2 separate regions of the Homo sapiens genome follow, and region 2 is linked to region 1. Evidence: chromatin contacts called from ENCODE Hi-C or POLR2A ChIA-PET data. All regions are on one chromosome and are shown on one strand. Each heading gives the region's core, a stretch centred on a gene start or an enhancer-like site at or near the end of the contact. The rest is flanking DNA. Distances are from core to core; before and after follow the strand shown.

The links. Hi-C counts contacts between places; a loop is a spot of excess contacts on that map. ChIA-PET counts read pairs that join two places held with the same protein, here RNA polymerase II (POLR2A). Pooled maps may share reads with other maps.
Region 2: a map of gastrocnemius medialis shows a loop between it and region 1 (6-fold over the local background). The contact joins two enhancer-like sites. A Hi-C loop is called at or near these places in 6 of 168 maps with a recorded cell type or tissue (endothelial cell of hepatic sinusoid, gastrocnemius medialis, heart left ventricle and 2 more), 1 of 37 single-sample maps with no recorded cell type and 4 of 50 pooled maps. POLR2A ChIA-PET finds 5 or more read pairs at or near these places in 3 of 52 experiments (H1, activated T-cell and endothelial cell of umbilical vein).

The regions. Positions count from the first base shown.
Region 1 is chr21:46,346,532-46,351,177 of GRCh38, forward strand. PCNT (pericentrin) reads left to right here. Exons shown (of 47, transcript NM_006031.6): 5 at 212-467; 6 at 926-981; 7 at 2,481-2,655; 8 at 3,153-3,289. Among named protein-coding and RNA genes, the nearest start is that of PCNT, 25 kb to the left of the region's middle. Within about 2 kb of position 1,387, at least 4 of the 41 ENCODE cell types and tissues checked have a DNase peak (open chromatin) inside an H3K27ac peak, as active enhancers do; they include gastrocnemius medialis and psoas muscle, where a contact is called at or near this core.
Region 2 is chr21:46,390,876-46,395,521 of GRCh38, forward strand. PCNT (pericentrin) reads left to right here. Exons shown (of 47, transcript NM_006031.6): 21 at 289-501. Among named protein-coding and RNA genes, the nearest start is that of DIP2A, 66 kb to the right of the region's middle. Within about 2 kb of position 2,181, at least 9 of the 41 ENCODE cell types and tissues checked have a DNase peak (open chromatin) inside an H3K27ac peak, as active enhancers do; they include gastrocnemius medialis and psoas muscle, where a contact is called at or near this core.

The DNA of each region.
Region 1 (4,646 bases), core at 137-2,636:
GGGCAGTGATGCGCTGTGGGGTCACTGGCAGAGGAGCTGGGTGGCATCTCAGTGGCATCCGGGCCTCTGTGTCCTGCCCCTGCTTCCACGGGATGTCTGCTGTTTCATTTTCTGTGTCTTCCTTACTCATTCTCATTCATGCTTCTGTGTCTCCCTGATGCGCCCTGGTTCTGACCATGGGCCCTTATCAGAGGCCTTTTCTCCGCCGCAGGCCGTGCATGGCCTTGAGCTGGAGGCGCTGCGCCTGAGTCTGAGCAACATGCACACGGCGCAGCTGGAGCTGACACAGGCCAACCTCCAGAAGGAGAAGGAGACGGCATTGACGGAGCTGCGGGAGATGCTCAACAGCCGGCGTGCCCAGGAGCTGGCCCTGCTACAGAGCAGGCAGCAGCACGAGCTGGAGCTCCTCAGGGAGCAGCACGCACGGGAGAAGGAGGAGGTGGTGCTCAGGTGTGGACAGGAAGCAGGTACTGCATGGCTAGGCGGGCACGGGCAGCGTGTGGGCTCGGTGTGGGCATTCTAGTGCCTGTTCCCTCTTGGGGTTGGGAGCTGGGGCGCCCTAGCACCGTCTCCCCATCTCTGTTCTCAGCACCTTGCCTGGTGTCTGGCACCATGAGAGGGGTGAACAAAGGGGGCCCTTGGGTTTTTGTGGCCAGGAGATTATTAGAGCAGGTTTCCAGGTGGTCTGTGATAGGTGCGACCCAGGGCTGACCTTCACCTCCTCTCTTAGATCGTCCTGTGTGTCTGGAAGTCACGGTGTCCTCAGTTTGTTATTAAAGCCAAGCATCATCACAGACACATCCTGCTAGCCCGTGAATGCTGGCACGTGTCCAGTGGGTGCCAGAGCCTGGTCGTTTCCTGGGCAGTTGGGTCACTGAAAAGGTTGAGATGGAGTGGCCTGAGCTGCTTTTTGTTTTTCTTGCAGCTGAGCTGAAGGAGAAGTTACAATCAGAAATGGAGAAAAACGCCCAGATAGTAAAGGTACCCGGGATCGATTCTAAAATGCACGCCTCTGTGTATGTTGTTTTTCCTTTCTCGCCAGGTCCCATGAGAACGCTCCTCACCTTGATTCAGACAGAAGCCAGTCGAGGCTTTATTAGAATATGCTGGTTGAAAGTGTATTGCGTTCTTTGTTTATTTATATCATTTGTATTTGTCAGAAAACTTGTTTTGTTGTTTCACATTGACTTGCATAACACAAAGGCACTGCTCGGCCCCTCCATGCTGTCTTCTGAGTGGCCCCCATGGCCTGCCCCTGAGCTGTGTTCTGGGACACAGCCTCTGCCCTCGTGGATGTGGCAGTTCCCTGCAGTGCATGGGGTGTGGGTGCTGGGGTGCCGGGGAGAATACCACACAGGGAGGAGGTTTTGGGTGGGGTGGGTTGCACCTGCTGTGGGTGGCCTCACTGGGGACCACAGGTAGCAGTGCCCCGTCATTGCCAGGCCCTCCGCTAGAGGGCTGAGCTGTCAGCCATGCTGAGTGTGGAGGCCCTTCCTGAGTCAGGCATCTGGGCAGCTCTCAGGCCCTTGGCAGACGATGGGTGTTAGTCCAGGCTTGGGGTTGTGTTCCGGTCACCTGCTCCTCTGACGCAGGCAGTGAGACCCATTTCTCAGAACACTTGGGACAGAGCCCAGCCCTTGGGTGGAGGTTGGCAAAGTTGCCATTGGCCCCTGGGACTTATAGGGAGATGTATTACTAACGCTTTGAGGGTGACTGTGTGGATTAGGCCTTGCGTGCAGAGGCTCGTCTGTTTCGGGGTGGGTGGTCCTTGTGCAGAGGCTGGTCTGTTTCAGGGTAGGTGGTCCTCTCGCTTTGTGCAGATGCAGGTCTGTTTTGGGGTGGATGGTCCCTGTGCAGAGGCTGGTCTGTTTCAGGGTGGGTTGTCCCTGTGCAGAGGCTGGTCTGTTTCAGGGTGGGTGGTCCTCGTGTGCAGATGGCAGTCTGTTTTGTGGTGGGTGGTCCTTGCTCACTTTTCCTCAACTGCTTGCCTCCTGGATGCTTCTGCTTTTCTGTCCTGCCAGCATTCAGGGGAGAGACTGGGTGTAAGGCCTGTCAGGACAGTTTAGTTGGGGGCCATGACTGCCCATTCTTTTTTTTCTTTGAGACAGGGTCTCATTCTGCCTCCCAGGCTGGAGTGCAGTGGCACAATCACAGCTCACTGCAGTCTTGACCTCCTGGGCTCAATTGATCCTCCTGCCTCAGCCTCCCGAGTAGCTGGGACTATAGTTGCATGCCACCACATCCCACTAATTTTTGTATTTTTTTTTTTGTAGAGATGGGGTCTCACTATGTTGCCCGGGCTGGTCTGTAACCCTAACTCCTGGGCTCAGGCGATCTGCCTGCCTCAGCCTCTCAAAGTGCTGGGATTAGAGGCATGAGCCACGTTGCCTGGCCTGCTCAGAGGTTTTGACTGTGTGATTTAAATTTCTTTAGCACAGATAATCAACTATTGAGTTTAATTTTTTTTTCTTTTAAATTAGACCCTGAAGGAAGATTGGGAATCTGAAAAAGATTTATGTTTAGAAAATCTACGCAAAGAACTGTCTGCAAAGCATCAATCAGAAATGGAGGATTTACAAAACCAGTTTCAGAAAGAATTGGCAGAACAGAGAGCTGAGTTGGAGAAGATTTTTCAAGACAAAAACCAGGCTGAACGTAAGTAATGAAAATGAGCAAGTTTGGAGTGGGACTGAATTTTCCTAGGTAGTACTGGAAGGAATGTCGTTCATGTCACCATGCGTCATTGCGCACGTTTCCTACCTTCTAAATGCTGGATGGCCCCATGCACGTGTGACACGCTGGTGGCCGTCATGGGTCACAGGTCTCTCAGGGTCCTTAAACCTTCCTGATCTTTGTTTCAGAGATTTTTCTTGGCATGTTCAGTTGCTAAATTATTACAAAGCAGCAGCTTTGTGGTTGTTCACTTTTCATACTCCAGGGTTGTGTGTTCCAGCTTGACCCTCATGGTGGGTGGCATGGGTAGGCGATGTCCCCTGGTGCTATCAGGCATGTGAGGCTCAAACGAGGGGCCCGGGGGCGCCCAGGATGGGGCTCTGGGTGGCAGCGCTCTGGGTGCACCATTATTGTCACTGAGGTCGCTGTTGAGGAGAGTGATGTCTTGTAAACCAAGTGCCATTGCTTTACCTTTCTAGGGGCCCTTAGGAACCTGGAGAGTCATCATCAAGCAGCCATTGAGAAGTTACGTGAAGACCTGCAGTCCGAGCACGGCCGGTGTTTAGAAGACTTGGAGTTCAAGTTCAAAGAGAGCGAGAAAGAAAAACAGCTGGAGGTGGGCAGCAGCTTCGTTATTTAATTACTTGGTATATTAGGGAAGTTTTAACAGATTTTGGAATTGGGCTATTTCGTATTGTGTTATTTGCTAAAACTTAAGTTCTAAATTTAAAGAGACTGGCTGGGAACAGTGGTTCACGCCTGTAACTCTATCACTTTGGGAGGCCAAGGTGGGCAGATCATGAGCTCAGGAGTTTGAGACAAAAATTAGCCAGGCATGGTGGTGGGCATCTGTAATCCCAGCTACTCGGGAGGCTGAGGCACGAGAATCGCTTGAACCTAGGAGGTGGAGGTTGCAGTGAGCTGAGATCTCACCACTGCACTCCATCCTGGGCAACAGCGAGCCTCCGTCTCAAAAGCAAATAAATAAAATAAAATGAAATAAAAAAATAAATAGAGTGTTAGTGGTGAATAAAAGTGTAAGGATATAGTCTCTGAGACTGATTTAATAATTACGTTCAATCTTGTACTTAGGAATGCATGTTCTTTGCAGGCGTCCCTGAGACAGTTACACAAATCGCAGACACTAGGTAGGAGTGTAAGGCCACATCCTCTAACCGTGATCCAGTACACACGAGATTCCTAGGAAAAGTTAACAAGCATTTCTTTCTGCTGTGTGTATTCAAGATGCTTCTCTAATGAAGCACTACAATCAAAATGTTGATGTGGCCAGGTCCTCATTGGAGGCCTGACAAACCTGAGACTCAAACTGAGTATCCCAAGAATCAGTTGAAGAAATTAAAGCATAAATCAGAGATAGGGTTAATCGTGGTGTGTGAAAGATTTACAAACATGAGAATATGGAAGTAGTTGGGGTCTAGGGTCTTAGGGAGGCCTGTCCTGGGCCCCTTGTGTCTCCCAGCGGGACTCTGGTGCCCACACACCCTCCTCTCCTGCAGAGAGTCCAGGCCGGGGCTCACTCCACACCCCCAGTCTCTCCCTGGTCCCTTCCAGGCTCTCCCTCCGAGATGGGAAAGAGGGGGCTGGTAGCATCTTCTGGTCCTGATGCCCATGATTGGGAAAGGTAGGAGGAGCCGTTTCCATGAGGAGGACAGGCCAGCCCCAGGTGCAGCGTTGCCCAGGAGGAAATCACGCCATGCTGCGCTGGGCTGGGCTCTTGCTGATTGTACAGAAAAGTTTAGTGTCACGGTGTAAGAGGTACCTGCTTCCTTAATGTAGAAGTATTGAAACTGAGAGACCTCCTATTTGGGAGTCTTGGGTACTGTGGGCTAGTAAGACTCCCTAAATTCCATTCAGCAGTCTGTATGTATGACCCTAAACCGAAGCAGGGAGGTGCACAAGATGAAACTGCACCGCTGCGGCCGGCATGGAACCTGGCCGTGCCACCTCCTCAG
Region 2 (4,646 bases), core at 931-3,430, 45 kb after region 1:
GGAGCAGGCCTGGCCTCACTGAGGGAAGGAAGCCTTCAGAATAGGGTTTTTAAAGTGAAATGTAAAAACAAAGCCAACATGGGAGGCACCCATGGTTTGGGAGGAATGGGGTGGTCGGGAGCTGCTGCGGCCAGCAGGGCTGTTGGAGGCCTACACCTGGGTCCTGGAAGCTGCTGGCTCTTAGCTCTGCTGCTCTCAGGGGCAGTGGCCCCGTCCCTTCCTCCAAGCAGGCTCTCCTCAGTTACACCCAGGACTGGCTTTGTCAGAGCATCTGTGTCTCCCACAAAGGTACCCTTGAGGGATTCAAGGTGGAGACAGCAGATCTGAAGGAGGTGCTGGCCGGGAAGGAGGATTCCGAGCACCGTCTGGTGCTGGAGCTGGAGAGCCTGAGACGGCAGCTGCAGCAGGCGGCCCAGGAGCAGGCGGCGCTGAGGGAGGAGTGCACCCGTCTGTGGAGTCGGGGGGAGGCCACAGCCACGGACGCCGAGGCCAGAGAAGCTGGTAAGGAGCGCGGGCTGTGGAGGGTGGTGCGAGCTGTGGGGCGCGGATACAGCTGCCACGGTTTCCCCAGCTCCCAAGGACACTCAGTGTCTCTAGAGGGTCAAGTGTAAACCAGCACGCAGCTTCTCCTGGAACACTGGGCATGGGAAGCTTGTGCGGATCAGGTGAGGCATCCACTGGCTTTGCTGCCCTTTCAGAGAAGGCGGGTTGTCTGTCGGTCCTGCTGGTTGGAGGGTCCCCACCTCTGTGAGGTGGAAATAAGAGGGGCTCTGAGTCCAACAGCAGCAGCTGGAGGCAGAGCCGAGTGCGGCAAACAAGAGCTACTTTAAAATTTCATTTAAAATAACCAAGTGCCTGATATTAACCCTCATTAGGAAAACATAGTGTTAACAATATTAGTTTGTATCTTTTCAGATTTTTAGATATTTTAGTCTCAAAGGTATTTAAAATGAAAACTGTCAAAACATAAGTTTAAAATGTCGAGCCTGCAGGGAGCTGCGTCCTCAGTAGCTGGTTCAGCTCGAGCAAAGGCTTTTCACATTGCATTCGTGCATCTCAGGCACGTGGGAGGCAGAGGGGCCTGCGCTTCTCTAAAAGTTCCTTCCAGGATGGCCGTGGCCTCGGGGTCATCCCTTCAGAACACAGATTGGAGTTAGAAGCTTGGGCATCGCAGGCACCACCTCAGCCAATTCAGAAGTCTCATTTATTATTATTATTATTTTTTTACATTTTTCTCTTTAGAAAACAACCAGCTTTTGATTTTTGTGGCCATTCTCATTTGCTGTCTTCTGTCTTGCTGATTTTTGCCCTTGTTCGTGTGATTCCTTGTTCCTATGGTTTTGTTTTTGTTTTTGTTTTTTTTGAGATGGAGTCTCGCTGTGTCCCCAGGCTGGAGTGTAGTGGCGTGATCTCAGTTCACTGCAACCTCCGCCTCCTGGGTTCAAGTGATTCTCCTGCCTCAGCCTCCCAAGTAGCTGGGATTACAGGTGAGCACCACCACACCTGGCTAATTTTTTATGTTTTTGGTAGAGATGGGGTTTCACCATGTTAGCCAGCCTGGTCTCGAACTCCTGACCTCAAGTGATCTGCCTGCCTCGGCCTCCCATAGTGCTGGGATCGCAGGCGTGAGCCACCATGCCCGGCCAGCTCCTATGGTTTCTCACTGCCTTCGTTGGGTTGGACGCTTTTGGACATGTTTGCTGCCTTTCACAGGATGTGGGGTTCAGGTCGTGCCTCCTCGTGGTGCCCCAGCCTTTCCACCTGTGGTGCTCGTGTTGACATCTGGGTCCCACAAGCTTATAATTCTTTGGCCCAGGGGGCGTTTTCCAGGGTGGAAGACATTGGTCCCACGGGATGTTTTAAACTCTGCCTATGACTGTGCCCACACTTTGTCCTCTCCTTTTCTTGGTTCATTTCTGTCATTCTCGTTTATCCCGTTCTATTTTTTATATAAATTTCTGATGCTGAAGGATTAGCCTGGTGTTTTTCCCCTCGTGTATCTTTTCTTGTCCTTTTATTTTAAGTCTTTTTTAATACTCTGTTTTAGTTGTGCCTTGTATGGATACCATATTCATGACTGTTTTTTAAAAGCCTGTCTGTGAGTATCTTCTTTTAGTCATTTAGCCAAGTTTTATTTGCCGCACCTCCTGGCGTTGGGCCCTTGCTCGGGGGTGGATTTTCCTTGGCCAGCTGTGAAGTCCTCACTGCGGTGTTGCCTGCTGCCGGGCTCAGGGCGGCGTCATCTCCCCACGGGCCTCTAAGCCCTGTTGCCCCCGCACTCTGTGTGTCCACAGGGGGAGTGCGGGGGAACCTCCAGGGCCAGGAGGGCCTGGAGTCTCTTCAGGTCCCTTCCTCCACCAGTGAAGTGGTGCTGGAGACATGACTCGAGATCCTGTTTCTTTTCCTTTGACGCCCTCGTTTTCCTGCATCTCCTCAGGATTTTTCAGGGTGTTTTCAGGAACGTCTCTGACGTCCTGCATCGCTCTCAGCATCTTTGCCCTGGCGGTGCTGTTGCATCTGGGCGTCCGTTGTCGCTGTTTCTCCGATGCTTTCTCTGCTTGTCCTCTGCTGTCCGGGGGCAGCCTCATGGTCGGGCCCCTCCCTGTAGACTCTGCTGCCCCATTTCCAGTGTCTTCGCGCCCAGCCAGCCGGCGCTGGGCCACACCCCGCCGGGGGAGACCACCTGGTGTTTCATCACCTCGAGCCCTTGGACTTCAGCCAGTCACTTCGTTTGTCAGGCCTCCGGGCAGATAAAGGGGTGTGTGGCCTGCATTCTGTTGAACGGCCCGGTGAGGCCGGGGCCCTGTGGCTAGCGCCCCCGTGTCAGGTGCCTGTGTCGTGCCCTGGGCCTGAGCACGTGGGTCTGAGCACTGCAGGGCTTCTTCCCAAGGCTGTGGTGGCCCGTCTGCTGCCTTGCCTCTGGTTCATCTCCTGCCACAAAGCCTGGCCCACCAGGGAGTGTCGTGACAGGTGGATGTGGGCCCTGGGTGTCCATAGCCTGGCTGGGCTCCCTGCAGGCCCCAGGATTGAAGCTGAGGCTTACCATGGGCCTTGCAGTGGCAGGCGCCTGGCATGCCGGGAGTGGATCTCATGGAGCCCTTTCGCAGGCTCGGGCCAACTTTGTCACTGGGAAATTCTCGTTGTTTCTCTGGGGTCCTCTTTGTTTGCTTTCCTTTCGACATGGTTAACCCTGCCCTAGTTTCTCACTCTGGTTTGTTTTCTTTCCTTTCACCCTGGCTCTGCGGTTGTGTGACTCTGCGCCAGCTACCGGCCCTGACCACTCTCCCGGCAGGGCCTAGGCTCTGACGGTGGCGTGAACCCGGCCCTGGTGTGCAGCGGCCCTGCCTCGCCGTGTTGCGTGACGCCCCCTTCGCTGTGTGGTGTTTTGTGGCTCTCTTCAGGTGTTGCCATCTGTCCCTTTTGTTCTCTTTGTCTCCTTGAAAAGTTGATGGGCCTGCAGCCGCACAGGCAGTTGTGGGCATGGTGGGCGCTGAGTCTGGAGGTTGTTCAAGGCCAGCAGCGTTGCCCAGAGCCCTGCTGCTGACGCTGCCGTCACTGGTTCTAGCTCTCACATTCTCAGCTGCACGTTTCTGTTTCCACCTCAGTAAACGCAAACTCTTGTTCATAGGCACAGCTGTCACTGCAGCACACAAGGACTCAGGTTTGTAAAGACAAACGATTGATTTGTGTGTGACGTGCTGTTTGTTTGCACTGGATTTTGCAAATTATTTACTAAAGAAAAGTACTTCAGACCTTTTGTGGCAAACAATAAATACAGCGATACTCTAATCTTCAGTATTCATAAAAATGGGTGGAGTTGTCCCATTTTAACGCCCCAGCAAAACAGGAGCATTTCTCTAACGGTCTTTACTACAGTGCCTAAGCTACAGTTTGTGCTGCTTTTCAGAAACTGATGTCTTGTGATAGTTACAGCTGTTCTTGGGCTGGGTCCCAGCTCTGGTCTCCAGGGAGGGCCTGGGCCCCCTGGATCCCCTGTGCCTGTTCAGCGTGGGTGTCACCTGCTTCGCCAGCTGGGATTGCGATCCTCGTGTGCCTCCCTGAGTCTGCGTGCATGTCAGCAGGCACCCTGCCCCAGTGCCCCTGGCCCTGAAGATGGTGATGTTCTGGGCCAAGCACAGCCCAGGTCGTGTCCAGGCCCAGGGAGTGCAGTCAGGGGAGCAGCTGCCCTCAGGCCTCGCCGCACGTCTCAGGTTGTGAATGTTACCGCAGCAGCATGTTTACAGCGGACTCGCCGTTAACTGCTGACAGTGGCATCAACATTTATTGAGAATGTTACTTGCATTGGTCATGATAGTTTGTGATAAAAGACTTAACACTTTTACAAATCAAAATGATTTTTTGGAAGCTGGTGAAATGTCAGTTAACATGTATGAATTTAATATTTTAGTTTTTGGGTGGCTTAAAGACTTCAGGATTCAGGCCGGGAGTGGTAGCTCACAGCTGTAATCCCAGAACCAGACTCCATCTCAGAAATAATTATAATAAAATAGAGACTTCGGGACTCAGCAGCAGAGACTCCATCTCAGAAATAATAGTAATAAAATAGAGACTTCAGGACTCAGCAGCAGAGACTCCATCTCAGAAATAATAGTAATAAAATAGAGACTTCAGGACTCAGCAGCAGA